Linked DNA regions of Mus musculus: region 2 is linked to region 1. The links are chromatin loops, found by intact Hi-C in ENCODE. Cell type or tissue: left cerebral cortex. All regions are shown on one strand. Each heading gives the region's core, and the rest is flanking DNA. Links, peaks and the distances in the headings are about the cores only.

What was found. Peaks named below come from ENCODE experiments on the same cell type or tissue, not always from the same donor. Only the 100,000 strongest peaks of a DNase experiment are listed, where the experiment ranks them.
Region 2: it touches region 1 in a loop (2.2-fold over the local background); 1 of 42 quality-filtered maps calls a loop at or near these places.

What each region holds. Positions count from the first base shown.
Region 1 is chr13:40,727,306-40,743,466 of GRCm38, reverse strand. Tfap2a (transcription factor AP-2, alpha) reads left to right here and starts at 9,672. Exons shown (of 7, transcript NM_011547.5): 1 at 9,672-9,797; 2 at 14,691-15,125. The coding sequence starts at 9,747. Gm26688 (predicted gene, 26688) reads right to left here and starts at 15,659. Exons shown (of 3, transcript NR_125899.1): 1 at 15,603-15,659; 2 at 9,687-10,056; 3 at 8,305-9,445. In left cerebral cortex, for the core only: a CTCF peak has its summit at 9,473; DNase peaks (open chromatin) are centred at 9,365, 12,744 and 13,240; H3K4me3 peaks cover 1,486 bases.
Region 2 is chr13:40,641,918-40,658,078 of GRCm38, reverse strand. No RefSeq gene overlaps it. Among named protein-coding and RNA genes, the nearest start is that of Gm26688, 78 kb to the left of the region's middle. In left cerebral cortex, for the core only: a CTCF peak has its summit at 6,779; DNase peaks (open chromatin) are centred at 6,337 and 6,732; H3K4me3 peaks cover 273 bases; H3K27ac peaks cover 1,205 bases.

The DNA.
Region 1 (16,161 bases), core at 5,449-13,448:
GTTTGGGAGTTGTAAAGGGTGACACAGCTTTGCCCAGGCCTTCAACAAGTACAAGTGAGAATTCCACACTGGAAATTCTTCCAGCCAGATCTGAGGCAAACTTCTAACTCCCTTTGCCCCTCTGGACTCAGGCTGGTCTTTTAGGACCCAACATGATCTCTTAAAGTCTAATGGCCACAGACATTTCAGACTCGGGTAACAGGCGCCAAGACTCCCCAATTTAGGGTGGCTTGTACGCACAGGAGTTCAAACTCCCAAATGTGGATGTGTATGCTTCATGGATTATGATGGGGGGGGGTTTAGAAATGCCAGGGGTGGGGGTGGTAAGTCAGGAAACAATTTTGAATGCTCAGGTACAAACTCAAGTGTTAGTTATAGTGAGTTCTGAAAAGTAATACCAAGACCGACAAAGCAGTCTGAAAGGAAGAATTCCTTCTCTTAATTTGTTTGTTTGAAAGCAATGGAGAGGCAGGCAGAGACACCTTGGTGGAGCCCCCCAGTCATTCCAGTCATCCCAGTCCTTGAGCTTGGCTACACAAAGCTCCTCTCATCCTGTTTTAAACCTGGAAACATTTAGAAGACTCCAAGGCTTGCGGGTGAAGACAAGGCTCTCTCATGGTGTCTTAGGACAAACCTTTCCAGCGTTGCCTTGACATTTAGTGGGTACCACCTGGCTCTATCTTAATCTTTTCCCCTGTCCAGAACACATTCAGGAGACTGATGTCCATTGCAGGAGGCAAAATCAACTGGTACCAGTCAGGAATTTCATGAGTACCCCTGCAGCCAGGGAGACTAAAAGGGACTCATAGATTCTGAGACTTCATCCCCCTCCCCAAATTCTTTATTTTGAAGGGCCTTAAAAGCATCTGAAGACTTGAGGAAAGCTGGCATTAGTGTTGGGGGTGGGGGGTGTCAGTGGGTTGGTCCATTCCAAAGGGCCAAGAAAGGAGACTCTGCACCTTGCCTGGCCCAGTCCTGGGTGCTGTCATGTTCCTGCTCCAAAGCCCAGGCTATTCTGATCTTTCGTGGCCTGTTAGGACAAGACACGATGGGGACTCCTCGCTGTGGCCAAATGATTTACTCTTCCAAGGAAGAAGTTAGAATAGTCTCCATTTCTCCTGTCACCTCTCACGCCACCCACCACACCATGCGCGTGCGCAAGGTTCTCCAGAGTTTCGCTCCGAGGCAGATCACTTTATGACAGGGTGTGACAAGTGGTGATTTTGTTCCTCTTTTGATGGCAGGATTGCTTTGTAAACAGAAGCACAAACTCGTTCCGATAGTGGTTCCGCACCAGTGCACCAGCAGCCCTGGCAAAGCGGGCGGCCGAGTCAACCGTTGCACCTGTCGCCCAGGGCAGAGAGGGCTGGGAGGCCGGGCGTTGAAAGGTCTGCACCTAGTGATGGCGTGTTCTTCCAGCCTTCAGGGCACATCCTCAGCCACTGGGCCTTTCTAGTACACACCTAGGGCTCTCTCTTTTTTTTCTTTTTTTCCCCCAGGACGGCTCTTTCTACTGGCACCAGGGAACATCAGTGTGAAGCTCCCGGTTTCACTCCAAGGTCTCCGGTCCGGTCCTCAATTCAGCACCTTTGCAAAGCGATGTAGCTTCCTTCTCTTGTGGTTTCCTGGTAATCCTCTTCTTTTGCCTTAATCCTACTGGAGAGTCCAGAGGGCTTTGAGGCCCTGGAGACATCGTTTTTAAGGAAGGCCTCAGGTACAGTGGGAAAATGCCACTCAACACCTCCCCTCCCTCTTTCTTTTCAATCTCCCTTCCTGGCTCGGACCCTAAGAACTAGTTTACTATTCAAAGTTGAGTTGAGTTTTCTCTGGCCCAAGGGCAGCCAGGAAGATAAACTGCGAAAGAGGGCGGTGCTTATTGATTCCCTGATCCGCAAAAGGGGGAAAGTGAACCACACACAGGTCACCCCACAGGTGACTTTAGAGTTACCCACTTTTTAGCCTTGGATCCAGATTCTGAGGGACTTTTAAGGAACTTCGGGGTCCAGCCCTGGAAGTTCCTCACCAGATCGACAAAAGAGAAATGACAGGAATCGTGGTGGCCCTGAGGTGAATGAAAATGAGGTGCAGAGACTAATCTTAACAGCATATTCCTGTTGCGGTTTGAGGACTGGTGGCGCTAAAGGAGAGCTTCAGGTCAGGGATGGGTTCTTGTGTATTTGATACTCCGGCCTGGCAGAGACCCAACTCAGCCTTACCTGAAGCTGGGGTTGCATGTCATCTGTCATCCGATCTACTCTTTCCCAGAGAGCGCGTTCTGGAAAGGTACAGAAAGTTTGCGATCCGGTGCTAAGTCTTAAGGCCGCTTTAGCTTCTGAGCCAGCATTGCTGCCTCTCTAGGAAGACTGTCTTAAGCCCGGTGCCGAATGAAGCCGGGAGGCGGCTCAGGTTTGTCCTTCAATCCAGTCCTGGGCACTGTGGGTGTCTGAGTGCCTCTGAGCCATAGAAGACAGATGAGATGAGGAACAGATATGGAAGCCGGTGTCTGGGGAACTGGAGTCTGGATGGAACGGGGTGGGGGGTGGGGTGGGGGTGGGGTTGAGGAGGTAATCTTGGGAGGGATCTAGACAAACACCTCAGCCTTGGGCGGAGGGGGGGGGCGCGTCTTCGGTGAGGAAAATGGAGCTGATCTCATCTTGAATTGAACTGGTTTTGAGTACTGTAGATGTAAAGGTGTGTTTGGAATGGTAGGACTGGAGCCTCTGGAGTGCTCTGGCTGTTACATCACCTGCTGAACGGACTTGCTCGGGTTCCCCTCCTGAATTCTTACCAATCACCCGTTTTTTTCTTTCTTTTCTTTTCTTTTCTTTCTTTCTTTCTTTCTTTCTTTCTTTCTTTCTTTCTTTCTTTCTTTCTTTCTTTCTTTCTTTCTTTCTTTCTTTCTTTGAGACAGGGGTTCTCTGTGTAGCCAAGGCTGTCCTGGAACTCACTTTGTAGACCAGGCTGGCCTCGAACTCAGAAATCCGCTTGCCTCTGCCTCCCAACTGCTGGGATTAAAGGCGTGCGCCACCACCGCCGGCCGCAAACTGAGTTTCAAGTCAATCCAGAATCTTTGCTAAGAGCACTCAAAATTGATGTGAACTCTGACGTTTGAGCTGGAAAACTCTACTTCTAGATCTTTTCTCTTTTCCAGTCTTCTTCCTTCCACCCTTCAGAGTCTCATGAGAGACCCCCCAGGCCCAAACTCTTTGATCTCCAGTGTCTCTATCTGCTCTGAGCAGCGACTGACTTTGCACACACCACCAACCACCGGCACCATGACCTTGCCTGCCTCTTCCTGCATGCATCGCCTTGCCCGTCAACAAAATATCACGCAGGGTGGAGATGGCGCTCCTTAAGCCCCACCCCAGCCACGGCACATGTCTGTTAGGTCTTTCAGGACCTGGCCAGGCCTAATCAGGGGGTGCTGTATGAATCCAAGGTAAGGAACGGCAGGGCAGAGGGTGTCTGTAACCACTGCACATTTGCAAGGGAGCTCAGCATTCCCCAAGGGAACCATAAGGAGCTTCAAACACTGCCGCCACCTGCGCCTTGGGTTAAAATAAGAAATAGGTTTCACCACTCTCTTTTCAACACCCCGGAAAAAAAAATCAGGGCGGGTTCAGTGTAGACATTCATGAGTTTAAAACATCATTTTACTATTAGTTGTCACTAAAACAAAATAAAGGGGAAACAACCCCTCAAAACTCCACCTACAAACAAACTCCAAACTTGTTGAGCAAGGTTTTAAGACAGGTCCAAGAAAGTTTCCAATCAAGTAGAAAATCGGCCCTGAGATGAAAGGCCAGCAGATTAAGGGATGATTAAAAACGCTGAAGGGACTCCAAAGAAAGACACCAACACTCCTCCCCTCGACACTCGAGTGGGGTGCACCATCTAGACCAGCCTCCCCGCCAGAGTAGGAAGGAGGAGTTTTGGGGTGGAGACTTCTTCTCCACTCTGCAATTCACAGCTGACCTTTTACATATATTTGCTGACATGTCAGAGAAATGATTGGAGGCCGGTTCTTTGTTCTTCCCCAAGTCCCGACGATAGTAGCGCCAGGAGAATGATTGAGGCTGTCTTGGGTGCTCCAGGCTCGCGCTCTGTATAACCTGAAACCTCATGGTCCCCGAGAAAGTGACTGCCGCAACTGTGGGAGCAGGGCACCCACCCCCGGGCGAATCTCCTCTCGCCTCTGCTCCTGCCCAGGTGTGATTGCTGACAGAGATGAGCGAGCAAGATGGGAGCCCCAAATCCTGTGGCTTCTTTTAAACTCCCCTCTAATTAGAAACAGCAATGAAGTCACCTGAACGATTTTATCTGTCATGGGAAAGCAAACCCCAACCCCAAACCTCAGCTGCCTATCCCAGAACCACCAACGCCCCAATTCTCGCTTTTAAAAGTTTTTAATGAAAAAGATAAAGAGCCTGAAAGTCATGGGGGCTTGGGGGAAGGGGGGCAGGAACCGTGAACGTGGGTTGTTGGTGGGCTTTATACTTAAGTGTTAATATTCCAACGTGAAAGAGCACGTGTGTGTTTGTAGTCCCCTCACCCCCAACCCTCTGCCCATGGAAGGGGACTGAATTTCGGAGACACAAGTAAAGCAGAATTGCGAATATCTTCACCTATTGAGCAACACTTGATCTGGAATCCACAGCTGAGGCCGCCCTGGGGGTGGCAATCAGATCCGCTAAAGCTGGCAGTGCCTTGAAGATCGTGGGCGGGTGAGGAGGAGGGGGCGGGGGCCCTGTCCCACCGCTAGCGTCCAGGTGCGCCCGGACTCTCCATCGGCCCTTTCTCCAGATCTGGCCCAGCCACCCCCCCAGCCCCTCCCCCACTTCTAACCCAAAAGTTCGGGGGGGGGGCGAGGAAACCGGTGGAATGAGCTTGCAGATGTCCCCACTACACGAGTGCTCAAACACACGCTCACACCCGCGTGGGACTCAGCAACCTTCAGCAGCCAGTCCCTGGCTTCGGTTCACTGGCCAGGGACTGACCGGGAAAGCGGGTTAGGGCTGTTGGGAAAAGCTGGAGCTGATGGTGAGATTGCCGTGGCTATAAATCCATCACTTCCCAGGTCAGCTCAGAGAGGTGCTGGGACTGGAGCTGGCAGAGTGAATTCCTTAGGCCAACGCGCATGCGTCGGCAGGTAGCAACCTAGCTCTTTATGACCAGGTGAGATGTTGGTGAGCAGGTAAAAAAAAAAAAAAAAAAAAAAAAAAAAGGATTTGTCTAAGCGATTCCAGGGAGCGGGCCCGGCTGAGCCCTCTAGCCCATGCCCGGCGGGGACCCGTCGCCAGGAGCGCCGAGCCGCGATGTCCATACTTGCCAAAATGGGGGACTGGCAGGTACGGGGGTTTGCCTTGGCTGGGGCTGAGGTGGGCGGGGGTGGAGCGGAGGAGGGGGCCGGGAGTGGGGAGGCGGAGAAGAAGTACCGTGGCCCAGGGCAGGGGAGTCCTCGGTGAGGCACGCCTGGCAGCGCCCAAGAGTGCTCCCAAGAGAGGGAAGACTGGACAAACCAGCGCAGGCAACAGCCTCGGAGCTGGGGGCCAAGAGCGCGGCCCTCGGGGCCAGAATCCGGGAAAGAGTCCGGCTCAGGCGCCACAGGTGGCCCCTCGGGTCACTCGTGGTTTGATCTCCAGCCATTTTCCCACCCCCATCCCAACAGAAACTTGGGTGGATGACTAATTAAGAAGTAGGGAGGGACGCCGGGCTGGAGGTATGGGTTCCCCGATGGCCGTACCTTCAACTTCGCCCCTAGACCTGGTGCACCTGACCGGTTGGTATCCTGCATTTCGGGGACCTTCCTTGGAGGATGAAATAAAAAGACGTCCTGATAGCCAGACAATAGCCGGGAGCATATTCTTCTCTCTCTCTCTCTCTCTCTCTCTCTCTCTCTCTGTGAAAGACACTTTTTAAAGTTTGCCAAAAGTTTAGCTGTTCTCTCAATCGGCTTCCTAGGGTAGGTTTTCGGTTGTTGGGCTACAGAATTGCGGTGGTGAGTAAAGACAGCGAATTTTCGGTCTTAGAACCTGCCAAAGGTGACCCTGTTAGACCGTGGACTCCTCAAAACGGAGTAGGCGCCGGGTCTGGCCTTAAAAGATCCACAGACTCCAGCACCCACCCTGGGAACGTGCTTCCAGATTGCCCTGACGGGGAAACAAGGGCGGCTCTAGCTAGGTTGAAGTAGCACGCCGCCAATCCCCAGTTGAGGATTTCATAATAGGAACCGCAGGGCCCTGTTTTCTTCCCTTTTTTTGCCCGAGCCAACCAAGGCCTGGTTAGATCTACATTCTCTAAGCCACAGGCCTAAGGGGCATTTTGAACCAAGAGCTTCTACCTTCCCAAAGGAAAACAAAAAAAGAAAAACACCAAAAAACAGAGCTGGAAGCTTTGCTCCTTCCAGGGCAAGGCCCTGGAGTTGAGCTGCTTTTCTGCCGTTTGCCTGAGAGCTCAGGGTAAAGTTCTGAGAGTGTCATCTTCATTACATTGTCTGGAGTTGGAGAAATGAAGATCTTTGGCTGTTTGTTTTCCCCTTATATTTATTACTTTTATTAGTTGAGTGAATACTTTTATACTCTTCCTCTAGTTAAACCTGTTAAATGATATTCCTTCCTCAAACTTAAACTGACTTTGTTTAAGGATGAAAGTTTCACACCAAACACAAACGCTAGAGCCTACGCCCTTCTCTCCCCACCCCCTGGGTACCTAACTCTTTGTGGGTGCTGAAGCCTGATGCTGTTATAGCTAAATTCTAAAGAAATCGGCAGGAGAAGGTACCCACTGCCTAGAGTGGGCTATGGTTGGGACCAGGCCTCTAGGGATTCAGGCTAGGTTTTGAAAGCCAGGGGTGACTAAAGAAAAGAGACAGAGATGTGGCTGGAGGTCAGGGCCTGCTGCGGGGAGAGCCTACAGTTGGCAAATGGCTGTAGGGCCTGGATCTGGGGCTGAGGGCCAGTGGTTTTGAGACCTATGGGAACAGATCTACCAGGCTTGGCCACTTGGGTATCGCTCATCTCGGTGGATGTTGACAATCAGAGAACAGAAGATCATTCCGACCCATGTTTCTTTGTTACTCCCGATGTCCCTGCCTCGGTATAGTTCATTCCCCCCAGGTCAGGCCTGTATCCTCAGCTCTAACTCTAGGCTCCTATCCAAGGGAACCACGGCCCCTGCCCAGCTGCAGAACTGACTGCAAGAGACGAGTTGTGGTAATGAAGCTCAGGCAAGCGTGTGCTTCCCAGGCTCAGGGGCTACCCAACCGACCCGCTCTCCCCAGCCTTTCATCAGCGCCCACACTGCGGGGCCGCGACTGCGGCCGCCCAGAGCTGGCAGGCCCAATCTACACGTCAATGGTGCCCTTGGCGGAAGTATAACTACAGTTTAGTAGCCTTTAGCTGATTTGGAGCCAGAGATCCGCCGGCACTGAGCTGCGGGGACAGGGGAGGGGATTGGGGGGGGGGTCGGGTTAGAGAGCAAATAACCCCTTAAGCGCCTTCCCCCTAGGTCACAACTGAAGGAAAAGAAAGCGAAACTTACGAGTTCCCCGCAAGCACCCTGGCGAGCCCGCAGGACGTAAAAACCCCTGCTTTGAGGCCTTGGAGCGGGCCTACAGGTCATAGGGCACCGGGCTGTGGCTGCCTCTGGGGAAAGTGGAGGTGCTGGCCCCTCCCAGAGACTGAGCTCTAGGTTTTAAGCCTTTTTACAGGTCAGTTGAGCTTGGGGGAAAAACCTTGCGGAGCTTTACTTAGAAATTGACCTTTTTTTTTTTTCCTGGGCAGAGTGGGAAGCCAAGTTCCTACACCTATCAGCCAAAGTGCTACTTAAATGTGGAAAGGCATCTCTAGGGGTTACCCAGGGCCTTGAGACTTTGAATTCACTTGTCAGCTCTGGTCTTGTCTCTGGCTTTTCGGGGAAGAGACTCTAGCTTAGACAGGGTCTTCAGGAAGGAGAATTGCACCTCTACAGTTTTGAGTGGAGGCTGGTGTTCTCTTCTCTTGCTTTTCTTCCACCTGTTAGCAAACACTTGGATTTGCCGATGTCTTCTTCCCCATGAGGGATTCACTATGGAAATCGAGGAGGCCTGGACATTTGGGGTGGGGGGGGGGGAAGGAAAGAAGAAAGAAAAGAAGGAAGAAAAACCAAAGAAAAAAGAATCAGATGAACCAGAGGTCTCTGAGGAGATCTGCTGTCGTTGATCCACAATTAGCAGGACAAAGACAGATAAAAATATTTTTTAAAGTGCTAGTGGGAAAACTCAGCCAGAGAAATCCCTCTATATCAGAGTGTCACATTAAAGTCTTTAGTGTTTTTTTTTTTTTAATATCTTACTTTAGAATAATTGCAGTAAGGGAGGAAGGGTCCCGGTGGAGTGAGTAAGCCCCTGGGCGGAGTCAGGAGTGGCCAACTTGGGGAAGGGGTGTCTCCTGCCTTCAGGTTCTTCACCAGCCGGCCATTGCGCCGCCAAAACGCCGGCGTTAGTAACATCAAGTCATAAAGGGTCGCGTCCTTCTTTAATTAAAAAGGAGAATCTTGGGAAAACTGGAGCCGATTTGCACAGGAAGAGTTGGTTCCTAATGTTTTATTTTGATGCATGTACGACACCGCATGGAGAGTCGCAGGAGCTCATGGGTCTGCGGTTTGGCTCACTCCAGAAGGGGTTGTGCATCCCCATCCGAATTCTGTGTTGTTGTCCACGTTGCACCTGGGAAACCTTACAGTCCAAACGCCCGGATGAATAGTCAGTCCGATTCAGCTTCATACAAACCGGAGGAAAATCATTTAACCCCCGGATCTGTCGAGTAACCTCTTCAGGGTACAACTTTTATTTTACACGTAGCAATTAAGAGATCGCAAACCCCAACCGAGCCACCGGAGCCGGCTGGCAGAATCTCCAACCTGGGGGGAGGGGGGAGCGCAAAGCTAATAAAACTCCCAGGGCGCTGCAGCCCGAGGGGGTAACAGCCGTGAGCGGAGGCGATCTCTAGTTGGGCAAAATTCTTGGAGTGACTTTGCTGGTCCTGGTTTGGTGGCTACGGTTCATTGCGAAAGGGATAATGATTTCTAATAAAATCGGACGGGGACGAAAGGCAGATAGTGGCGGTTGTAGTAAGAGTGGGAGGTGGGGTACTAAAAGTTGGTCCCTAGGCGCCGCCGCTGGTACCCTGCGTAGTACAGAGCTTTATCCAAAGCATCTTTGGCTAGCAGGACCCGAAGACAGGCGAAGGGGAAAGAGATGAAATTGGGGATAGGGGACGCTCGAACAGGGAGGGTGCTGGAGCTCTAGGAAGAGTTGTTGGGCTTGCAGGCTGGCATGCAGGCAAGTGCTCTAGGAGCAAGTTAGCGGCTAGAAGAGGCCTTTATACCTGGGTCGGAGCGGCCGGCGGCAGATTGTGGTCCTGGCGAGCAATTGGACTATTGTTGATATGCTAATGAGGCGATTAGGCTGTTCGCGAGGAGCAGGAAAAGGGAAAAGTTTCTACCATTAGAGGGAGATCTCCGAGCGCACACGGGAGCTCTCTAACCCTTCTCTCCTCCTCCCTCCTCGCCCTTCTCCTGGCCCTCCTCCTCCTCTACCTCCACCTCCTCCTCCCCCTTCCTACCCTTCTCCTCCTCCTCGCCCTCCTCTCCTCCTCCCCCCCTCCTCCTCTTTTGCTCACCGCCCGCAGCCCGCACTTTGCGCTAACCCAGAGAGTAGCTCCGCTGGGGTGCGAGGCGCAGAGGGGCAAATCCGATCACGCCGATCCATGAAAATGCTTTGGAAACTGACGGATAATATCAAGTACGAAGACTGCGAGGTAAGCGCGGCGCCGACTCAGTCATCCTTGCGGCCACAGGCTTGGAGATCGACCCTCCCTCTCCTCCTCCTCCTTCTCTCCACGCGAAATGCGAGTGGGACAAACTTAACACCCGCGCAGCTCCCACCCCTCCATGTCGCCCGAATAGCACAGGGGAGACGCTGGAGATAGTGGACATGGATCTCGGTTCTTTCACTTTTGTCTTTCGAAGCTCGTGTTCCACTCTTTCCCCTTTTCTCCTGGTTACTTTTGGTTCTGCCTGAGAGTGGAAGGAAGAGAAGAGCTTGGATTTAAAAAAAAAAAAAAAAAAAAAAAAGCTGGCAACTGGGCACGTGCCTGTGCACTCTGGTGTGTTTGAGCGAGATCCTGGGGGTGCCTACAGTAGCAGGAAGAAAATAAAACCATGTCCCCCCTTTCACTCCCTCCCTGACATTAATACCCCCTTTTTCATTCATTCTTTTCTTTCTCCCTAAAGACGTTCCCTTCTTGCATTTGGAGAAGGGCGCACACACTTCGCCCTGACCTGTAAAGCACGTTCGGCTTGGGAGCCCACACGTCAGCCCTTGGTGTCACTCTTTAGCTGCTATAGTCCTTGAAGTTCTAAGGAGTTTCTCCCGCCGAGCTTCGGGGTGGACACACCCCGTGGTGGTGGTTGGGTGTGGGTGCGTTACCGGCCTCTGGGAGTCGGGGACGGGGGAGGGATCCCCCTTCTACCTGCCAGTGCTTAGCGGCGGGACCCTGAAAATCCTGGGGCGACAGCCGATCGTCTCCAGTTGCCGATAGTCCGCTGGGATCAGAGAGAGGGCCGTCCCTTGGGAACCCATTTTAAAACCCAGAGCCTCAGAGCATAACTTTTGGGACAGTCAGGGAGGCATGAAAAAAGAACCAACGGCTTGTGCGGGGGGTGGGGGAGGGATGGCCTCAGCCTGTTGTGTGTGTGTGGGTTTTTTTTTTTTCATACCCCACTGAAAGGGGCTGATCAGCGAGTGGTGTGACGGAGGGGTGGGAAGCCCGTGATTATCCAAATCTGTAGTAGCCTTGACTTTCGCTGTTCTCTCTTTCTTTCTTTCTTTCTTTCTGTCTGTCTGTCTGTCTGTCTGTCTGTCTGTCTGTCTTTCTTTCTTCCCCCCCCCCCCCTTTCGGCATTTGGAGCTAGGGGTTCCGGCTAAAACGTCTGCTCGCGGGCGCGCAGAGGCAAAAATTCTGACTTCACTCGAAATTAGAAACTGGGTTTACGTGAGGGAAGTGTCACCCGCTCCCTCCCCCTTTTCTTTTAAAATGCTGGGTTTTTTCGCCTTTCTCCTCTCCGTCTTTCCCTTTATCCCTCTCCACTCCCAACCTGGGACACCAGGTGACAGGCATCCCTACCAATATCCCTGCTTCTCTGGGGACTCCTGTGGTGCGCCGAGAGGGGCCCAGGAACCCCATGTAGGACCAGACAGCTTTGTTTTCTAGACTAAGGGTGACTTTTGCCGGCAGGGCTAGGTTCTACTGTGACTCTTTAAGAGCAGTTTTTCCCCCTTAGGGATCTGGGCTCCCTTCTCTAGCTGATGGTTTTTTCACTTTCTTGGAACCCCGAAATCAGTTCGGGGTACAAGCGCCCTGAGTGGAAGCGTTAAGAATCTTAGTGTGGCTCAACACACCAAAGGAAACTCGAGGGTAGGGCGCGAGATGAACTTGAACCCCCCAGAGGGACTCTGAAGGCGCATGAGAGAGGGGTTGGAGAGGGGTGTGATGAGACCGGGATGGGAGAGAAGAAGAAGAAAAAAAAAAAGTCTGGGCAATCTCAACAACTTTGGTATCAGCGGGATAGCCAGCTCTGGAGCGGAGATTTCGGGTTCCCGAGCGGGCTTAGAGTTGTCTGATTTGGCTGAGACTCTGCAGGGACACGCAAGAGGCGAGGTGCCGCTTGTTCCGACAACCAGGCGGGCCGACTAGCAGTGGCGACGCGAGGGGAGAGCTAGCTCTGTCATCTAGGGGGTGTCGGCAGGAGTGGCCCAGCCAGTCCGACGGGTTTGTGCAGGGAGCCAGGAGCCTTCGCCAGAGGCGCCCAGGCTGGGCCGCTTCGCGTCTGTGCGCGCCCGGGGCCGCGTCCCGGCTCCGGCTCCGGCTCCCGCTCCCGGAACCCGGTCCGGGGACCAACCGAGATCGGAGAAGCCGCAGCCGACGGGCTCACGGCTCCGAGGTCCTAGGGAAGGCGGCTCGCGACCAGGCGGAGGACAAGGGTTAGCGAAGCGGGCGGGTTGCTCCCAGGCGGGACGCCGGGCCATGGAGGATCAGCGAGGCAGCGGGCAGCCGAGTCCCGAGTCCCAGGCCCCGCTGCGCAACAGAGAATCCCGCGGCCGGAGAGCGGCGGGAAGCACCTCCCAGGCGCAGAACTCGGTGGGCAGCCGCCAGCGGGTCCCGGGAGCTCCAGCCCGCGGCGCGCGACCCCCGCTCCATCCCGAGGTCTGCCCTAGCCTTTTAGGTCCGATTGTCCTCCTTCGCTTCCTCTCCCCTCCCCCCCCACCCCGCCGCGGGCTCCCCCTCCGCAGCTCCGGCTCGGCCCCCTCCTCCCCCTCCTCCTCCCTCCCTCCTGCCCTCCCTTCCTCCTCCCGGGCGCTCCCTCCTTCCTCCCTCCCTCTCTCCACTCCTCTCTCTTCTAGTCGCCCACACTTTCTTTCTCGCACACGCACGCAGACACATCCTCCCTCTCGGTGCTCCGACCCCCTCGGCCTCCCTCTCTCGCCTTCTTTCTCTTTCACTTTTGCAGGCCCTGCAACCTTTTAAAATGTTGCCCCTTTGCTGTGATTCGCCAGACGCCGCGCCGCGGCCCCCCGCACGCTCGCCCGCTCCCTCCGTCGCTCGCTTTTTGTCTCTCGCGCTCCCTCTCCCCACCTCCGATTTGCTACACTGAGACTCCCGTCAATGACTGCATTGAGAGCCGGCTCCGGCGCGAGTTGCCTCTCCGCTTCACGCTCGATTTCCAGGCATTCTTCCCTTATTAAGTATTCGTGTAATATTAATAGTCATGAATATCTGCTATTAGGAGGCTCCAGGAACGCTGCCCAGCGCGGTTATTAGAAGCTGAAGTGAAGCCGCCGCTAAGGAAAGAGGGGGAGACACGGATTAAGGAACACGCGCGCGCGCGCACACACACACACACACACACACACACACTTTTTTCGTTTTTCTTTCTTTTCTTTTTTGGTGGTTTTTTTTTTTGGTTTTTTTTTTTTTTTTTTTTTTTTTTTTTTTTTGTTGTTGTTGTTGGTGGTGTGGTTTTTGCTTTTTGTTTTTCCTAAAGAGCTCTGAAATCCTAACCGATCCTGGGAGGATAGAGATCGTGGGTTCGACCAGCTGAAGGCGCCGCGCGACTCGGTGGTACAAGTTCGGATGGATCCGAGCGGGGCTCCGGCGCTCGCGGCAGCGTCCGCGCGGTGACTGGAGTCCTGGGTGGCGCGGGGCTCTCGGCGCCTTTTGTGTGTGGCTCTTTCGGGCCGCGGGGCAGCCGGGTGCTCGAGGCGTGGTGGTTTTTTGCTTTTTGCTTTTTTGCTTTGGTTATTGTTGTTGGCTTTTTTTTTTTTTTTCCTCACCCTGACTGGTTACCCCAGACTCTTCGCAGATGTTAGTTCACAGTTTTTCAGCTATGGTGAGTCCCACCCCACCCCCAACCCTGTTTCCTTAGGAATTCTGTTCCAGAAACCCGCAGCCGAGAAACTGCCCGAGATCCTGAGCTTCTTGGCCAGGGTTCCTTGTGGACCTCGCTTTCCGTTTGCATTCCTATCTCCCTTTCCACTTTTCTCTGGCTCCTTTCCATCCCCAAATCCAACGCGTCGCCACTGCCCTGTCCCTGCTGGACCTCTCCGTGCACGCAGACCTACCCCGCAGCTCTTTCCTTGGGCCAGTTTCTCGCCGGGTTCGTCTTTATTTCCTTGCGTCTTTACTTGCTCCAGAGACGCTCTCCATATCTGATGTTCAATCCGTCTTTTGGGGTGGGGGTGAAAGGCGCACCTCGGTGTGTTCCCCTAGCCTGGGGCCTGGCGGCTAAACCTCGGAGAGAGGTTCCCGCTCTCTGGAAGCCACTCTTGGCTTGCTTTGCAAGCAGCTTGCAATTGAAAAACCTAAAGTCGGGGGTTTCTTTTGCCCTTTGGGGCTGGGGTGGAAGGGGCGGGGGCCTCCGCTCCGGGGTGCACCTCTTTCTTTTTAAAAGAACTCGGTGCGGCAGAATCTTTCTATTTTAAACCCTGGCTTGGCGTCTTTCACTCCCCATTCATATCATAAAAACGATCCTGTCGTGTAAAAAGCCTACAAACAGAGGAAGCGGAAAAGACAGACCCCCCCCCCAACCATGCAGTTAAAACCTTTAAGCTAGTCATTTAAACGTGCGCTTTCTTAAGGCCTCCGTGTGAAGCATGTTTCTACTTAAATAGTCATGAAATGGTAATAGTCTTTGAAGGTTTATGATTTTCCCCACCTCGAGATTAATAGAAGAGTAAACAATAATGCAGTGGCGGACAGGTTCAAATCCGGGAAAAGCAAAGGCCGCTTCTCCTGTTTAATATTTAGTGGCTATCTGAATTTTGCTTAAGGAAGGCTTGGTACTGCGGCTGTTAAGGGTTGTATTACAGGACACAGTCTTTTACGTCTCCTTCCCTCCTTTGAGAGGAATGTCCCTGAGAGTCTACTGTGCCACTATATTTACATATTCTGATTTCTTTGCTTTTTTTTTTTTTTTTTTTTTTTGGAAAGGCCTGCTTCACTTCTTGGGTGTTTTCCAATATGAACAGTGTAGTAGTTGATACCCCCTACTTCGGCGGCCTCCCCACATTGGGCTTGTGGAATGGATTTAGTAGGGTAGTTGAAGCCCTGCGCCTCATTTCTTCTTCCCCTTCCCGTCTTGCTTTCTTCCAGGACCGTCACGACGGCACCAGCAACGGGACGGCACGGTTGCCCCAGCTGGGCACTGTAGGTCAATCTCCCTACACCAGCGCCCCGCCGCTGTCCCACACCCCTAATGCCGACTTCCAGCCTCCCTACTTCCCCCCGCCCTACCAGCCTATCTACCCCCAGTCGCAAGATCCTTACTCCCACGTCAACGACCCCTACAGCCTGAATCCTCTGCACGCCCAGCCGCAGCCGCAGCACCCGGGCTGGCCCGGTCAGAGGCAGAGCCAGGAATCTGGGCTCTTACACACACACCGGGGCTTACCCCACCAACTGTCGGGCCTGGACCCTCGCAGGGACTATCGGCGGCACGAGGACCTCTTGCACGGCCCGCACGGGCTCGGCTCTGGGCTCGGGGACCTCCCGATCCACTCCTTACCTCACGCCATCGAGGACGTCCCGGTAAGAGGCGGTGCAGGCCGCGGGAGGGAACGCAGCCCTAGGCTCACCTGCCCTCTGGGAAGCTTCGTGGAGCCCAGGCCCTCAGGGCCTTGGTTTTCCTCAATAATAGTTGGGGGTGAGGGTGAGACTCACTTAAACAACCGAGTTTTGAAATTAAAAAGTAATTGAGAACAATGCATCCTGGAGCTCGCTCAACAATGCCTGGGTCACCACTTCCAACCGACACAAATAAATCAGGCGATTGTCACCCTTCAGGTAGCTCCTCTCCGAGACAGTAAACTGTGTGAGATCGAGGGAGATTCTAATTCCACTGCTGAAAGTGGCGTGGGGGATGATTTCTCGCTGTTTTCCGAAAGAGGTTAAATTTAAACCTAGAGCTTCTCAAATGGACTCACAAAGTACAAGTCTGGGAGACTTAGGGTAAGGTCCTTGATCCGGCTTTTATACACATTAGTAAAACCTAGAAGTTATGCCTACCCTATCCTGATCCAAGGGACATAAGCAGCAAATCCAAGCACGGGGACGTTAAAATGCAGCTTTCTTCTCTTCCTGGGGGTGCTAAGTAGTGACCTCATAAATCATTAGCTAGGTTCCCAACGCCTATCAGAATCTGCTACACTGCATATTCAATTAAATGTTTGGAGACTATTGGGTGCTGTGTGGAGTTCTAATTCAGTTATCAATAAATGCAGTTTAAGATGATTTCTAAATAAGCAGGGCCCTTAGCATATGAACTACTTAGAATGTAACCCAGGCTAAGGATAATTTGAAAATACTTTTTAAAATTAAATTGCAACCAGTATCTCAGCCTTGGCTCTATAAATTTGTGGCTTTCTTCCTGAAGTGTAATATGAATATATATATAATATTATATATATATATATATATATATATATATATATATCTTCTGTTAAAGGTGCTTTTCTTTGGAAAGGAAATGTATCTGGATGTGATTTTTGCTAAAATGCTATTTCAAATTACTACATCAAATATAGCAGTGGTATGTCTGTTGACAGTTTAATGATTACTGAATTAG
Region 2 (16,161 bases), core at 3,232-11,231, 83 kb after region 1:
TGCTCTTACCTTATAATACAGTTCCTCATGTTGTGGTGACCCCCCCAACCATAAAATCATTTTTGTTGCTACTTCATAACTGTAATTTTGCTACTGTAATGAATTGTAATGTAAACATCTTTGTTTTCTGATGGTCTTAGGCAATCCCTGTAATAGGGTTGTTTGACCCCCAATGGGGTCACAATCCACAGGTGAGAGCCACTGGCTTAAAGCAATATTCTCCCTGCTGTGCTATAATTAGGGGAATTACCTCTTCCTATTTGATTGTGTTTTGGAACTTGTTATTTGACCCTCTGTCCTTCTGTCCCCCTTTCCAAGCTCTAACAGATGACCTCCGTTTGTTGCTGAATTGCTTGGTAGCATTTTAAAGAATATGCTCCCGGGTTAGGAGCACAGCTCCGTGAGGACCATACTCACTTTGTACACACGAAGACCTGGGCTTGGTCCTTTAGATAGAATGGTGGTGCAGGCCAAGAGGGTCAGAAACTCAGTGCCATCATCAGCTACGAAGCTGGTTCAAGGCCAGACCGGGGTTATATGCTGCTGTGCCTGGAAAAGCAAAACACAAAGAATATGTTTCTGGCTTAGAAAGTAAGATCATATGTCACCCAGGACTTGACTGCACTTACTCCTCAGGGATGATACAGGGATGCTATGAATGGTCAAGTGGAGTCCTTTGGAGCAGGTCAGGTCAGTGGGAATCCTGGGGTCCTGGTCAGTTCCTACTGGGTACTGCATTCTTGTTTCTGCTTTTTGAATCTTTCGAGAACTCAGTGTAGCTAGCACGCTCTGGTAAAGACAGGACATCCAGAGACACCCATTAGACACTGGAGAGACGGCGTGTGAGTCGATCAAACGCTGCGGGGTGGCACGGCTCTCATACACAAGAGGGAAAACTTGCTCCTCTGGCAGCCCATCCTGTTCTGGTTTTGACCACGTTCGGCTTGGCAGTTAAGGAAAAAAAAAATCCACGGCAGGATTATGTTTCAATGGCACAACACCTAATCCTCAGGCAAATGATTTGTCCACGCTTAATATAACGCTCTTAGGATATGTTGTTTGATGTAAACACTAGCTCTCATAAAATGGTGCCTGAGGTACAGTTTCCCCCTCTAATACCCTATTTGTGTTGGCTTGTACACATCGGATGTAAAACCATTAGGATAAAATACATCCTCTTTTAGCCTGATTGAAAAAAAAAAAAAAAAAAAAAAGAATGGAGGCTACAAGTCCACACCAAGAAAGGGATGATGCTATAAAACTCAAGGTCCCCTCTTGATGTTTGCAGGTCGGCCTACATCCCCACCGTTTTGGGGAATGGTCAATGCAATCATTTATGCTGCTTTATTTGAAGAGGGCATCACACTGAGCTTAAGTACACTTAGTCTCTGCCCTTGCTTGGCTTTCAGGCTGGATGGAGCAACTGCCTCCAAGAGGAGAGCTAGCAAGCTCAGGGAAGGCTGACCAATCAATCCCTCAGGCTCAGCTTAACCTCTTCCTGCTCAGTGCAGGAACCAGCCGCTGCCTAGGCGCATATAAGGTGAATAATAATTCAAGGCATTTGAACACACAGCACTCATGTCATTGGTCCGCCAGGGCGGGGATGACACGCAGTCACTTTCTCCCTTCTTTCCTGCTGCTCACATCACCTGTGGCGTGTGAGCTGTTCCCCCAGGTCCTGGAGAAGGATCACGAACGCAGATGGCCTTACGTTATAAGAAAGATAAACTTATTTGCCACTATCTTCATCTGACCTCACGGCTCGCAAATCAGCAGACACCCTCTCCACGTCCCTGACTCTGGAGAGCAGGCAGGCATTCAGGAACAGAGCCGTTCGCAGTCCAGGCTGTGACTCACTCCACAATACCTGTGATTGAGAGCCTTCTCTGTAATTGTACCTCCAGCCAAAGGATGGAAAAAAAAAATCACAGGGTCTGAATGGAAGTGACTTATATTTTCAACTTCCTGATTTGAACTCATCTGTATGTGGCTTGTCAGGAAAGAGTAGGGGAGGTGAAGCTGGACTTATACTTTGTTTTCTACTTGAGATTTTTGAGATTCAGACTTATTTTTTCCATCTATCTATCTATCTATCTATCTATCTATCTATCTATCTATCTATCTATTCATTCACTGTACATCTTGTTCAACCCCCTCCCTCCTCTCCTACTAGTCCCATGCTTATAAATCCCTCCCCCCATTACCCTCTCCCCTTTGCCATTGGATCCCCTTCCTCTAACTTGTCTGCCTGGTTGGGCCTCAGTGGGAGAGAGTGAGTCTTAATTTAACCTCTCTTCCTCCTAACTCCTTCTCCTCCCCTCCCTATCTCTTTTCTATCTTCTTCCTTGCTGGCTCACTAACCACACCTGTGCTAGGCATGGACTTGGTCACTGAGCCACACGTGAGGCACAGGCATTGTTTTGGACTTAGAATTTTGTTTTGAGGATATTTACAAGTGGATCAAGTATTTAAACTCACGAATGATCTTTGCTTTGACTATAAGTGTGGAATGAAAAATGAACACAGGAATTGGTGGCAAAGAGCAGGAAGGGAAGAGGAGGAAGGAAGGAGGGGGAAGGAGGAAGGAGGAGGGGGTAGGAGGAAGGAGGAGGGAGGGAGGAGGAAGGGGGAAGAAGGAGGAAGAAGGGAAAAGGACATCTATCCCTTACCTCAGTCTAGTGCAGTGGTTCTCAGCCATGGGGAAACTCCTCTGGGGCAGGGGTGTCCAAGGACCTTTTTAGTGCTGTCACCTAAGACTATTGGAGATATCAGATATTTACATTACATTTTATAACAGCAGCAACTTGAAGTTACAAAGTAGCAACATAAATAATTTTATGCTAACCTGGTGGTGGTGGAGCACACCTTTAATCCCAGCACTTGGGAGGCAGAGGCAGGCAGATCTCTGGAGGCCAGTCTGGGCCAGTTGCAGGACATAGAGTGTGTAAGTGTGATATTGGGGATTGAACCATGCTAGGCAAACACTCAGCTGGCTACATCCCTAGCTCACGTACGGGGAATATTTTTAAGTTTCTAACTTAAAGTAGAATTCTAACTTACCTTTACTCTCAGATGTCTAGTCCTTGCTTCTAGAATTTTTCTGATAGATCTGAAAATCCCCTCTTCTGAGCCACAGTTCTGAGGGTCCTCTATGGGCCAGGTCTCCCCTTCAAAGGTTTATGGTAGCCTCGGTGGAGGTAGAAACATTAATGGTGGCTGTGTTGGAGGCAGAAACATGTGATAGGGAGGAGAAGGAGGAGGTGTCTGCACCTCCAAACCTGTGTGGTGAGGATGTGTAGTCTGCAATTCTAGGCTTGTTCTGAGGTCACTGTGGCCAACTCATTGTTCTTTCCACTCATTAATACTTTAACAAAGGGACACTTGAGTTTGCTGATGGATATTTGGAAAGATGCTTAGGCTTCTCCTAGGACCCTGTAAGGAGGAAGTAGAGGGGACATCAGGGGTGTGGGCAAAGCTCTTAGCTCAACCTTGCCTTTTAGTCTACAAACACGAGGTGCTCAGGCCCCACTCCTGGATCATTTTCTGATAAACTCATAGCTCTGTTTCGTAGTTAGAGAAGCAGAGCAGACTGCTTGGAATTCTGAAGAAACAGATCCTAGATGTTCTTCCAGAAAGTTCTACTGTTCTCATATCTTTCCTTTCTCTTCGTTACTAAGTATCGGTAAAACCTGCCTGTTCCTATTCCTCATTTGATGGTGACTCGGGTTCATCCCTCTCCCCATTTTTGCTTCTGCCTCTTGATTTCTTCTTCTTCTTCCCTCTTTTACCTCTTCTGCCTCTCCCTTCTTTCTCTCGTCTCTCTTGCTTCTCCTCTTCCTCCTCTTCCTCCTCTTTCTCTTCTCTTTCTCTTCTCTTCCTCTTCTCTTTCTCTTTCTCTTTCTCTTTCTCTTTCTCTTTCTCTTTCTCTTTCTCTTTCTCTTTCTCTTTCTCTTTCTCTTTCTCTTTCTCTTTCTCTTTCTCTTTCTCTTTCTCTCTCTTCTCTTCTCTTCTCTTCTCTTCTCTTCTCTTCTCTTCTCTTCTCTTCTCTCCCTTCCCTTCCCTTCCCCTTCCCCTTCCCCTTCCCCTTCCCCTTCCCCTTCCCCTTCCCCTTCCCTTCCCTTCCCTTCCCTTCCCTTCCCTTCCCTTCCCTTCCCTTCCCTTCTTCCTCCTCCACTCCCTCCCTTCCTCCTTCTCTCTCTTTCTCATCTCTTTCCCCTTCTCTTTCTCTTCTTCACTTTCCCCTCTCTACTTACTCTGTAAGATTGCACTGTTGGCAATATTATCCTAGTCTCTAGCATATCCTGTTTAAAGCCCCTTGCTAGTGCTCCCTGGTTCTTCCCCCCCCCCCCCCCAATTTCTATGAAGGTATTAGTGACAGAACACTATGCACTTCTAGCTCTGGCTATCCTGCATCCTTGAGAAACCCATTTGGTTGGAACATTTTCTTCCTGGGCCATCCTTCAGGCTCTGGCTCTCAGCTGCTCTTACCAAGTACCCCACCACAGGCTACAACCATTTTCTCAGCTGTAGGTTTTTTGTTTTTTTTTTTTTTTTTTTTTTTTTTAATGGCTCTCTGACACCACCATTTGCAGATACCCAGGGAGTTTGTAACAGCCTGAGCAAGTTTGTCTTTCTAGAAGATGAGTGGGCATGATGTTGTTTGCTTGTAAATAAGAACAGAGGCCACATGCGTCTGTGCAGACCAATACCAATAAACAAATTGTGAATGAAATACGGAGTCCAGGACTGGGGACTTTTGGTTGTTAGCTAGGTGGCTAGTGTGTTAAAGAAAATTTACATCTCCTTGTCCAAGAAACTGTTTTACTTCACAGAGATTCAAGATCTGTCTGGAATTTCCCTTCTCCAGTGTTTTGGGAGAGAAGGAAAAATAGACTAATTAGATCAAACCAGCAGATGTCCTTTGATGTCCCTCACCCCACCCAGACCCCTTACATATGCAAATATGCTTTAGAAGAGGGGAAAAGCCCAAACCCAGATCCAGGTATGTTTGGCCTTCCCTAATTAGGAGATAATAACAGCATTTTTTATTTTTGTTGTAATTATGATTCAAAAAGAAATGCACAACAACACTCATCTGTATTCGAGGAATGTGGGGCTGGCCTGAGAGTCCTAGCTCTGCCGAGAGAGTCGGTCACTTGTGAGAGAGTGGGTAGTTAAACACCTTAAAATGGCTAGGATCTTGGAAGGCAAAGGTGGAACATGATATTCCGTGACCCTTATCCTTCACCGGTGAAAGTTATTCTATTTATGTATTCTATTCTATACCATTTATGCTTCTCTTCACCTGGAGAAGCATCAAGAAAGAAGCAGGAGCTAGGAGTCTGCTCTGTCACCTTGGGGAATCAGGTAGGGATATAAACAAGGCTGGTAGTGGGTGGGATGCCCAGTGTGGCTTTTATGGGCGAATAGAAAAAGAGAACGGAATTCTCCGGTGGAGATATTCATGGTAGGTGTGGGCAAGAAGCAAATGCCTGGGGAGACTGGTTAGCAGAGGTGCCACATGCAGAACATTAGTGAGCACAGAAGAGGAGCAAAGCTAATGACAGAGCACAGTTGTTCCTGAGCATCTGCAGAGGACTGGCCCCATGATCTCCCTTGTGGACCCAGACTTGCAAGTGCTCAAGTCTTTCCTACAAAATGATGGTATTTGCACATGACCTACACATATCCTTCTGTATGCTTTCAATACCCAATATACAACAAGTATGTAGGAACTGTTATACTGTATATGTTAGGGAAATGGTAAAAACAAAACAAAACAAATACAATCAGAGAGGTTGGGGATGTAGCTCAGTGATAGAGCATTTATCTGGGTTTAAACCTCTACACTCCAGAATAGAAAGAAAACCTTCAAGCATTCAGTGGGATGCAGAGTTCTCCCTGAATACTTTTTTTTTTTCTGCAGTTGGCTGAATCCATGAGTGTGGCTTCCATGGCTATTGAAGGCTGGCTGTATGTAGCATCAGTTTCTAGAAGTTGCCAGACATCTCTAGAGTATCCCGAAGATTTGGAGAACTACCGGACTTTCTCCACGAGGAGGCCAGTGCCAACCCAGACAGAACATGATCAGTACAAGTCTTCCACTTGGGTTGATCTTAACAGAATTTCATCTCACGCAATGCATTATACACAAGACAGTGGCGGCCTCTTTCCACTGGTGGCTCTGTGTTCATTTGTGTAAGATGTACATGGCTGTCCCGACTCAAACCAGCTGTAGCTCTGACCACCCCCCTCCGCCGGCCCAATCCTGGAGGAAGAAGGTATCTTCAGAGACTCCTTTCCATCTGTCACCTACCCACAATTCACCGTGGATTCTTTGAGTGAGAACCACTGCACACAGCATAGATATTCTTACTGCCCATCATGACCTGGATTTGGCAAGAGAAAATTCAGAATCTTGCATTTTCTCCATTTCTTGGTGACATTGTTTTTTATTTTTTTAAATTCTCTTCACAAAAGGCCACCATTGAAAGGATTGAAGACTATGAAAATAAATAGTTCTCTGTCCTTCTGTTGGAAATGCTGTGGTCTTGGGCCGATTTGATAAAACAGGATGTCAGAAGAGGAGGAAAAAGGGAGACAGAACAGCAGAGCTCTGAATTTAGAAACCTTGCTGCACTCTCTGGATCTGATTTGGCCTGAGAACGCATCAGATAAAAATAACAAGTGGCGGGCGCAGCAGAGGACAGATCTGCAAGCGTCTTCTCTGCCCGGGGCCGCGCATGCCCAGTCTGCACCTTTTTTGGTGGTGAAGCACCGAACTGCATTCCCGAGCAGAAGGCCAGAGTGAGAAAGGGCCAGTGTTTGATGTATGAGCTTTGGCTTGCCATCGTGAGTCACCCCAGAACTAGCTGCAGGCAAAACAAAAATCTTTTGTGATTAATTAGAAAAACTGGACGCTTATGAATTGACTGCACACAGCCGGGGTATGGTAATATAAATAGTAATGACTCCGGCGCGCCTGATGAACACTCGTGTTTATATGAGATCACTGGAGAAAGGCAAAATTTTAACATGGAATCTGCTGAAATGGGATGACTTCTGATCTTGGACAATTTGAGGGTCTTGACTGAGATTTTAACTGATGCCTTCCAAAGGGGTTCAAGATGACCTTTTCTTCTCACACCCGTCCAAACTGTGCCAAAGCAGTCTTTTGCTCTTTACTTCATTTTTGCTTTTTGCTTTTTTATTTTAATTTTTTTAAAGATTGAACCCAAACATCCCTTTCGGCATCTCTCTGGAATCCCTCCCATCTTTTGCAAACCTCCCTTCCTGCACATGGAGTGGACATGTGGTTATTTTGCCCCTTTGGTCATGTCTGCTTCTTAGAAACAGGACTTGAACAAAGATATGTTTCGATTTTGAGACACTAGCTGTCTTATTATTCGAGGGAAGAGGCCAGTAGCAGCAGCAAGCTTTGAGGTCAGGGAACTCAAAGATCAGAATATTCTAGTGAGTTTCCTCTAGCAAATGGTTTATTCTATTTGGGGAATGTCAAGTGGATAGGCCTGTACACTATAAAGTGTAGAGTGGGGCTTTTAATAAGCACACACACACACACACACACACACACACTTACTTGCCTTGCTTCACTCTCTCTTCTCTTTGAACATCCCCCATTCTAAAGCTAGCGGATTATTATGATTCTTTCGTTTCAAGGAAGTTCCTGATGAAAAAACAATTAAACCCTGACAGTGCCTGAAAATGTCAAAACACAAATTTCTTCCAAGGATCAGTTTTTAGCCACCAGGGTGAGCAAGTTACCCTTTGTCCTGGGGCATCAGCGTGTAGCCAGAGCTGGTCACAGCCCAGAGAGGAGAAAAGAAAATGCCATTTTGCTGCTCGCTCTGTCCCCCAAGCCTCTACCCCTCTCGGACAAAAACGTCTTCCAGACCTTTGAAATTTGGTTTCTGTCAGGCAATTAACTTGTCTTAACAGTGCATTCTCCCCGTCTGCAAGTGCCTTTTTGGGGGCCTCTGTTTGCACTCGCCAGAGTTCACATTGTTTTCTATTATTATTCAAGCAGGGCCGCCTCAGTAGTAAACCCACTGACCATTCAATCAGAGCGGTAGCTGCAGTGGATAATTAAAAGTTCCCAACCTCTTGCCCCAAGGCCAGGTTAGAGCCAGTCAGAGAGGAGCCAGGTCCGAGCTGCTCAGGGAGCAATCGATCAGCTGATTAACCCTTCCTACTGATTGGTTAGAGCTGATTGCATCTCTAGTAAAGAAATCAGCTTTGGCCCTGGGGCACAAGAGGCAGCTATACATTCAGGGTGGCTGAGCCAGCAGGCTGGGGAGTCAGTGTCCTTATACAAAATGAAGGGGGAAAGAGACCTTCCCTGATAGAAAGGTTTTTTAATCTCACCACCATCATTTCCTACTCCCCTCCCCACCCCCAGACTATTTCTGCTTTTGTTTCTATAGAGAAGAATTTCTGCTTAGGTGTCAAGAATGGTGGAAGAGATTCCTGGCGGGGCAGTTAGTTGTTGATTCTGCCTGACAATAGAGTGTACCCTTGCAAAAAGCCCGAGGCCAGAAAGCACCACAGACACACCCTTCATAAAACAAGGTCCCTCTCCTGGCTGGCAGCTTTGCCTTCAGACCAGGTGACTGTGGCAGGGACATTTGCTAGGACATATTTATCTTTGGGTATGGATAAACAGCCTACCTCTCCTGTGCTTACATTCTGGCACAGTGAGTAACATTTACTGTATTGGAAAAGAAGCATTTAACAGAAATGATTACCCTGTTGTCCTTAAAGGGAGTAGCTGAGATGCTATCAGGTGGGTGTGGCCAGGCCATTCTAAGAAGCATCCAAAGGCAGGGAAGCTGGATCTGTCTGGATTTTGGTAGGAGAGCTCTTGTAGCGAGCCCACCTGGAAATCTTTAACCTCGATGGTCCCAGGCACGTCGCTTCTATCTGAGGCAGAAGGGGGAAAAGTTGAATTTCAGCAAGGCAGACTTTACCAATGTACCTTTCCAGTGCCTTCAAGAAAAGTCAAGCTTACGTTCATGTCTAAGGAAGCAGAATATGTGTCAGATACCTTAGTGGAGCACGAAGCACCAAGCTGGGAGCTTGGGGAAACAGATGTTTTCCAAAAATGTTGATATTTGCTTCTGTTTTCATGTACTTTAACTTTAACAGCAGCAGCAGCAACAACAACAACAACAAAGAGGAGACTTTTCAGAAACCCAGATATTATTTACCTCATAGTGAAATTAATGACAGTGTACACAGATCTCAGATTCTACTGAAGCCACCCTGGTCATAGGGATTCAGAGAATGTAAGCTTTAAGATGTGTCTCCAGAACCATGGCTAAGGAATGCTTAGAGGGGCTTGATGCTCCCAGGAGGCCGTGCGTGGGCAAGCCGGCAGGTGTAAAGGCAGTCTTGGAGGAAGGAAAAGGTATTGTAGAAGCCTCAAGAAGTGTGATTATTTTCATCCGGAGCTTAACCAAAGTACGAAGATCTGTATGATCTCAGATGTTTGTTAATTCCTTGATGGTTTTAATCTTCTGTTTCAAACAAGGTTGATCAGAGCATGCACCTATATGCATGTGTGCATTTGAACTCACACACACACACACACACACACACACACACAAAATGTTTTTTTCTTTTTTTTCAATGAGCTTGTGATTATTTAATTTACTCTTGATACATTGTTGAAATAAAAATTGAACTTAAAAAAAAAGGTATAAAATGTATTTATGCCATTTTGGGAAAGAGGTGGTGACCAAACCCACAGCATAGGGATGACAGTGAGGACCGTGTCATTGCAATTGTTATGAAGAATTGTACAACACTACTAGATAAGATGTAGAAAACACAGGTACCTATCCTTGGTCAGCTAGAGGCTTACAGTCAGGTTTGTCTTGTAGATGCTGTTTATTATAAAGACATTTGGGATTTTAAATGTTTTGAATAAAGCCCTGCTACTCAAAATTACTTTTCTCTGTAAACTTAGAAAGGTGTACGGTGGATCTCAGAATATATGAAGGGAACACATTACTCTTTCATGTCTGAATGAAACTGGACCGAGTTTGAGAGACTGGGTCATGTATGGTACATAGCTTAACTGAAAATTCATTGACGTTTTCGGTTTGGCGTCTGAGATTATTATGTAGACAGTCCCCGTAGAAATGTTTGCTGTCTTTGTTTGTTCCCCTCCCCCATTGGCCTATTATTCTCTTTTTGTTACAAGAGGACTAGAGCATCCTATTCTATAAGCAAAGTGAACAACGCTCTTTACAGCTAGGACTGGAGCTCTCACTGCTCTCTTTCTGTAGGAGGTAAGCATTGCTTCAAGTGTTCCAGCAGACGGAAGCCACATCCAGAGCCAGGGTGGATAATGAGTGGAAACCCTGGCCCAAGTCAAAGCAGGTAGCATTCCTGAGAGGAAAGGGCCGTAACCTGAGACCCAGATTAGCCATTTTCTCTGTAGTAAAACAAACCACAGAGCACTCCACTTAGCGATAGGTAGCTTTCTTTCCGGACATGTTTATTTTCCAAAGAGAGTCGATAGAAAGAAGTCCTGAGCGATACCTAGCTTATTAAATGAACACAACTGATTTTTTTCTTAGAAATTTGTCTTATCATTTTGGGTATCACTCAATAACAAACAAACAAACAAACAAACAAACAAACAAACAAACAAGCACAAACCTGGAGATTCGTGTTTCCAGTGTGTGAAACAATGAAGACTTCTCTTTGCCACCACCTCCTCTTTCTCCTTCCTTCCTTCCTTCCTTCCTTCCTTCCTTCCTTCCTTCCTTCCTTCCTTCCTTCCTCCCTCCCTCCCTCCCTCCCTCCCTCCCTCCCTTCCTTCCTTCATCCCTCCCTCCCTCTTTCTCTCTCTCTTCCTCCCTCCCTCCCTCTCTCCCTCCCTCCCTCCCTCTCTCCCTCTCTCTCTCTCCCTCCCTCCCTCCCTCCCTTCCTTCCTGAAAGTTTTTCTCAAATAACCCAGAAATATTGCAGTCATCACTCCAACCAAATAGTAAAGTTTTCATTTTCCAGAAATCTGTAAAACCAAACAAGTTTGTTTTCTAACTCCTTTCACGCCAACGTCACACTCCTATCAGTGAATTTAGAATAAGACACACATAAGCTGCCACCAGACTGAATCTGTTAGGAAACACTGTCATAACGACCTCGAGAGTCTCACAGATTCATGGGATCCCAGACACTGGAAACTAAAAAAAGAAAAGGGTATCCTGTGTGCATCTCTCTTACACAGACCGGAAGACTCTGTTTAGCTTTTGATGTATCAGTCTGCTTAGGAATTGTAAATGGGCGAAGGCACACTGTTCAGCAGTAAAGTATGGTTAGAGCTCTTAAATGTGGGCTACATTTAACAACCGTGTATTGATTTTTTTCTTGTAATTTTATTTCCATGAACATTTCTAGTTTCTTAATTAGTAGCCTTTTAGAGAGAGAGAGAGAGATTTAATAGTCTTTTCATGAGAGGATATAGCTGGTAGGCGATACAACTTCTCAAGTTGTATCTCTAGAAGGGGAATGGCCTTCCTTGTCTCCTGTGAGTCTGGGAGGGAGCCAGCCAGCCACTGTTAGCGCATGTGCAATGCACACATTGCACGTGCACAGCCTCTCACTCTCCTTAGTCTGCCAGTACAATTAAGACAAAATAATGTTGGGGACCCGGTGACAAAACTCAACAGTCTCCAATCGCACACTCGCCCCGTAACGGGAAGGGCTGTTTACCCCATGTTCCTTATTAAACTGAAGTATTTTATTTAATGAGCATGCGTCATGCAAGGTGTTCCCATAAATCATCGGCTGGTTTACAAACTCAATAACTAGGCTTCCTGCTCTAACTAGGCTGAGCACACCTTAAATTATTAACAAGGCAGGCCCTTGAGGCAGATCTTTGATGACGATGATATAAACACTGTGAAGACAAGGTGCTCTCTCAGCAAAAGATTATTGACTCTAATTACCATTTACCACAGGAAAAAGAAAAGAAAAGACAATAAAATATGGGGGAGAATTTAAATCTGCGACTTAATTTTATGAGCCCTTTAAATACTTCACCCCTCCCTAACTTTTTTCCTTTCTCTTCTTTCTTCTTTTTTCCGCCCTTCTTGTTTGTAGCTACTCTACCAAGCTAGGCATTGTTGATGCGTAATGATAGCCCATGGTTGGCTAACCTTAAAAGGCTTGACAGTTGTGGAGAGGAAAGGAGAAAAAGGAGGGAAACACAGGAGCCTCTGTGGTTCATATTCTGCATATTCTTTGAAATGTGATGGAAAAAGGCCAGGGGCATGGGTGTGAGTGGGCAGGGAGAGAAAATGATAAATAGACTGGGTGAAAAAAAAAAAAAGAAAGAAAAAAAGAAATTCCAGATGAACTGTTTTCATGTCAGTGTGATTATAAAAAGGTTGGAGAACTGACATAAGCCACTGCAGTCACCTTGGTTGGCCAACCAGCCGTTGGGTCAGCTGCTCTAAGGAGTCCCCCGCTGCTGTGATTATGATTCGTTTTGGCTGCAGACTTGCTATGAGACGATTGTGAGGTTGTTAATGAATGAGGTCTAATGATAAAAGAGATGGTCAAAAATAACCCCGAAAATCCAGTCAAATGGCCGTGCAGTGCAGTAGACACATGAATGGCGAGCTTTCTTTCTGAGCATTTGGAAGGTAGCCACGGAAGAAGAGGAGGGAGGATCTTAGAGGATGGAGTGCCCAGGACAGGGGCAGGGTGGGGAAGAGGCTCAGTTCCACTTCCTGATGAAGGAAGGGCCTCTGGTTCTTCCTCCTTTGTGGGGTCACATAATTCTCCTTTTAAGGGCTACCTGTTCCATACTGTCTGTAGCCTAGATTGTTGCCTCTAATTTTCCTTAAAACAAAACAAAACAAAACAAAACAAAACAAAACAAAACAAAACAAAACACAAACAACCCAATTCCCATGGGACTGACAAGTTAAGAGCTGTTCTTCCTGAGAATCTGAGTTTGCCTCCTATCTCTGTTTTTGGCAGCTCAGTCATCTCCTGTAACTCTTGCTCTAAAGTGTCTAATGCCCTCTTCTGGCCTCTATAGACACCTACACACACACGCACACACACACACACACACACACACACACACACACACACATGCGCACACACACACATACACACACGGCCACAGAAACAAACACACACAGATAGACACACTCACAGACAGACACACAGATGGACAGACACACAGACAGACACACTTACACAAACAGACACACACACACACAGGCACAGAAACACATACACACAAACACAGACACACACACACAGGGACACACACAAATACAAATACACCACCACTCTGCTACTAATCATCATCATTAAAAAAAAAAAAACTCCCAATTTTTATTTAATGTTTTATCTGTGGAATCATATTATGTGAGAGTTGGAATAGAGTTTGTAAATAACCCTTCCTTTTGCAGATGTGTAAATCTCATGTCTGAGAAATGAGGTACTTTGGCCATGACACCTCTTTATTCTTCTTCATGAGTGTCCAGATGAAGCGAGGCTCTGAGCAGGTTATGTCTGTGCGGTGGGTCGTGGCCGTAGGACTGTAGCTCAGAACCACAGAAATGTAGCTAGCTATTTGGAAACAGATTCACAGCCTTGGGCATAAAGCAGGCAGTGGTGACGCTCAACTCTCTCTGTCCCAGGCATATGTAAGATAGGCCTCATAATCAAGTACACCTGGTGGGAACATGAGCTAAGTAAAATCAGCACTATTTATTAGATTTTTCTTTTTGTTTAATGGGTCTTTTCTAGGACCATGTAGGACTTTGGGGTATAGGTGAGACTCAGGAGTGTAAGATCTATTCCCCATAAGCTCTGTGTTCATTCTCTAGTATCTCTGGGGTGTCACTCAGCTATCCCATCCATCCATCCATCCATCCATCCATCCATCCATCCATCCATCCATCCATCCATCCATCCATCCAGGCGTTCTTGTGCGGTTAAGGTACAGCTAGTAGGAGACTCTAGGAGCTTTATTGGAGACATTTGGTAGGCTTGCCTCTCTTTCTCCATCTGCTGAAGGTGTGTGAGGTTTGGCTTTTGACCCTAACCCTCTGCACCCATTAAATCCCAGGTCAGAACTCAGAGCAGGGCAGCTCCTGGGGGACTAGGGCTGAGTGACTTGTGGGCAGAATATTCTCCATACTTTGGGGCAATCCTCACACAATTAGTTTCTCTTTGGTCATTTTGTCCCTGCCTGAGGTGAAGGACCCACATGAAACTAGAAATAAAACTCTAAGCACTCAAGATATGTTTTTTGTTTTTTGTTTTTGTTTTTGTTTTGTTTTGTTTGTTTGTTTGTTTGTTTGTTTGTTTTTTAAGCCAGGGCACCTTGATCAACTTTTAATTAGGGTTGTAATTTCACATGGGGCTTCTAAGAACGTTTTCTGTAGTTTTTGTTGTTGTTGTTGTTGGAAGAATTGTAATATGATTTTGCCCTTCTTCATTGAATACTACTTTTAACTCTCTCTTCCTGTTGTACATTATTCATAAATACAGAGAAAAGTAGGTTACATATATAAAAATTTAAAAAACAACCAACCAACTAACCAAATGAACAAACCTTTACAATTTTTTCTGGATAGCCAAGTAATTACATATTGCTATTTCTTGGTGATCCAACCCTGAGCTAAATTAAATCCTAGGGCAGAAGATATAAGACAGCAAATAAATGGTCGCATACATTTATGAAATGGGAGGGTGCAGCGTGCCCTGTAAAGCATAAAATTTACACACACTTCAAGGCTTCTCTAAGCCCTTTGCTCTGCCATGACTGTGATCCGTAGAGTCTTTTCGGGGGCACCTCCGGGTGACCTGATAGGCTTCTTCCCAGCCTCTGTGTCTGGGCTCTGGGCTGAGAGATGCCCTGGGGCAGAGTGGACTGATGGCTCTGACTGGCCCTGCTCCCTAGGTCAACCCAGGGCTCAGTGTCCGCCCCTCATCAATCTAACCCTGGGAAGGGAAGGAGCAGGAATGCGTATCTGTTGTCCAAGCTCAGCTCAAGAGGGCCAGGCTGGGGAGTGGCAGCTTGGCTCTTTTCTGAGGATGGGATTCTCTTGCTAGGACCAGGATTTCTGCAGCTCAAGACCAGAGACCAAGATCATTAACCCCATTTGACAAGACCAATATGCTGTGAACCAAGTGCTACTGTGTCACTTGCTAATTGTTTTTCTTTTAATATTCCATTTCTGTTTTCTTCTTGGTGTTCGGGATGGAACCTGGTGTCCTGAGCATACCTACATGTTCAGTGACCTCTTTATCTTTAGGCAATGCGTCCATATGTGATATATGTGATATATGTAGTATATGTGATACTGTTCTAGGAGTATACAGGCAGATAATTCTTCAAAAATTGTAATCTTGTTCTACATTCTGTTTTTTGTAATTGAAGCATTTATAATGAATTATAAAGAGTGTGTGTGTGAATGTGTGTGTATTATTAAGGATTGAGCCCTAAACCTTCTGTAGATCTTTTAAAAAAAAAGTTTAAAGTCTGGGAAATTATGCAAAAAGAATCCAAGTAGCATGACATCAACAGCCTTGTGTGGGTTCTCAGCTGTGATGGTTAGAAACTTATGGCCAACTGCATTTCTCTCTACCTGATCCACTTTCTGCCTCTACTGGTCCGTTGAGGCATATCCCAGCCATCAAAGGAAAATGAACACACTTGCTCTCTGCTTTTTAAAAGTCTCAATAGAATATACCACACAACATTGGCCATTTTAGTTCTTACTGAGTTATTGGCTCTGGGCCATGAGCTTGCTAAATCACTATACCTCCAGCCTCTATTGTGAGCATTTTGAAGTGTATACTGTAGTAGAAAATGGCGAAGATTCACACTGTTGCTGAAGCATCTGCCACACATTCTTGCCTCTTAGACGACTGCACTTGGTACTCACTGAACAATGATGGTTGCCATTTGGCCTCTCCCTGTTCCCAGCAGCCACCACTCTAACCGTGAGTGTATGGTTGTGACTACTCATATCATATGTGACCAATAGCCTCTTGAGGAGGGAATCATATGGTTTCCTTTCGTGACTGGCTTATCTCATTTGACAACATCCTCAATGTTCACCCATGTTATAGGGCAAGTCAGAATTCCCTTCTGCACCT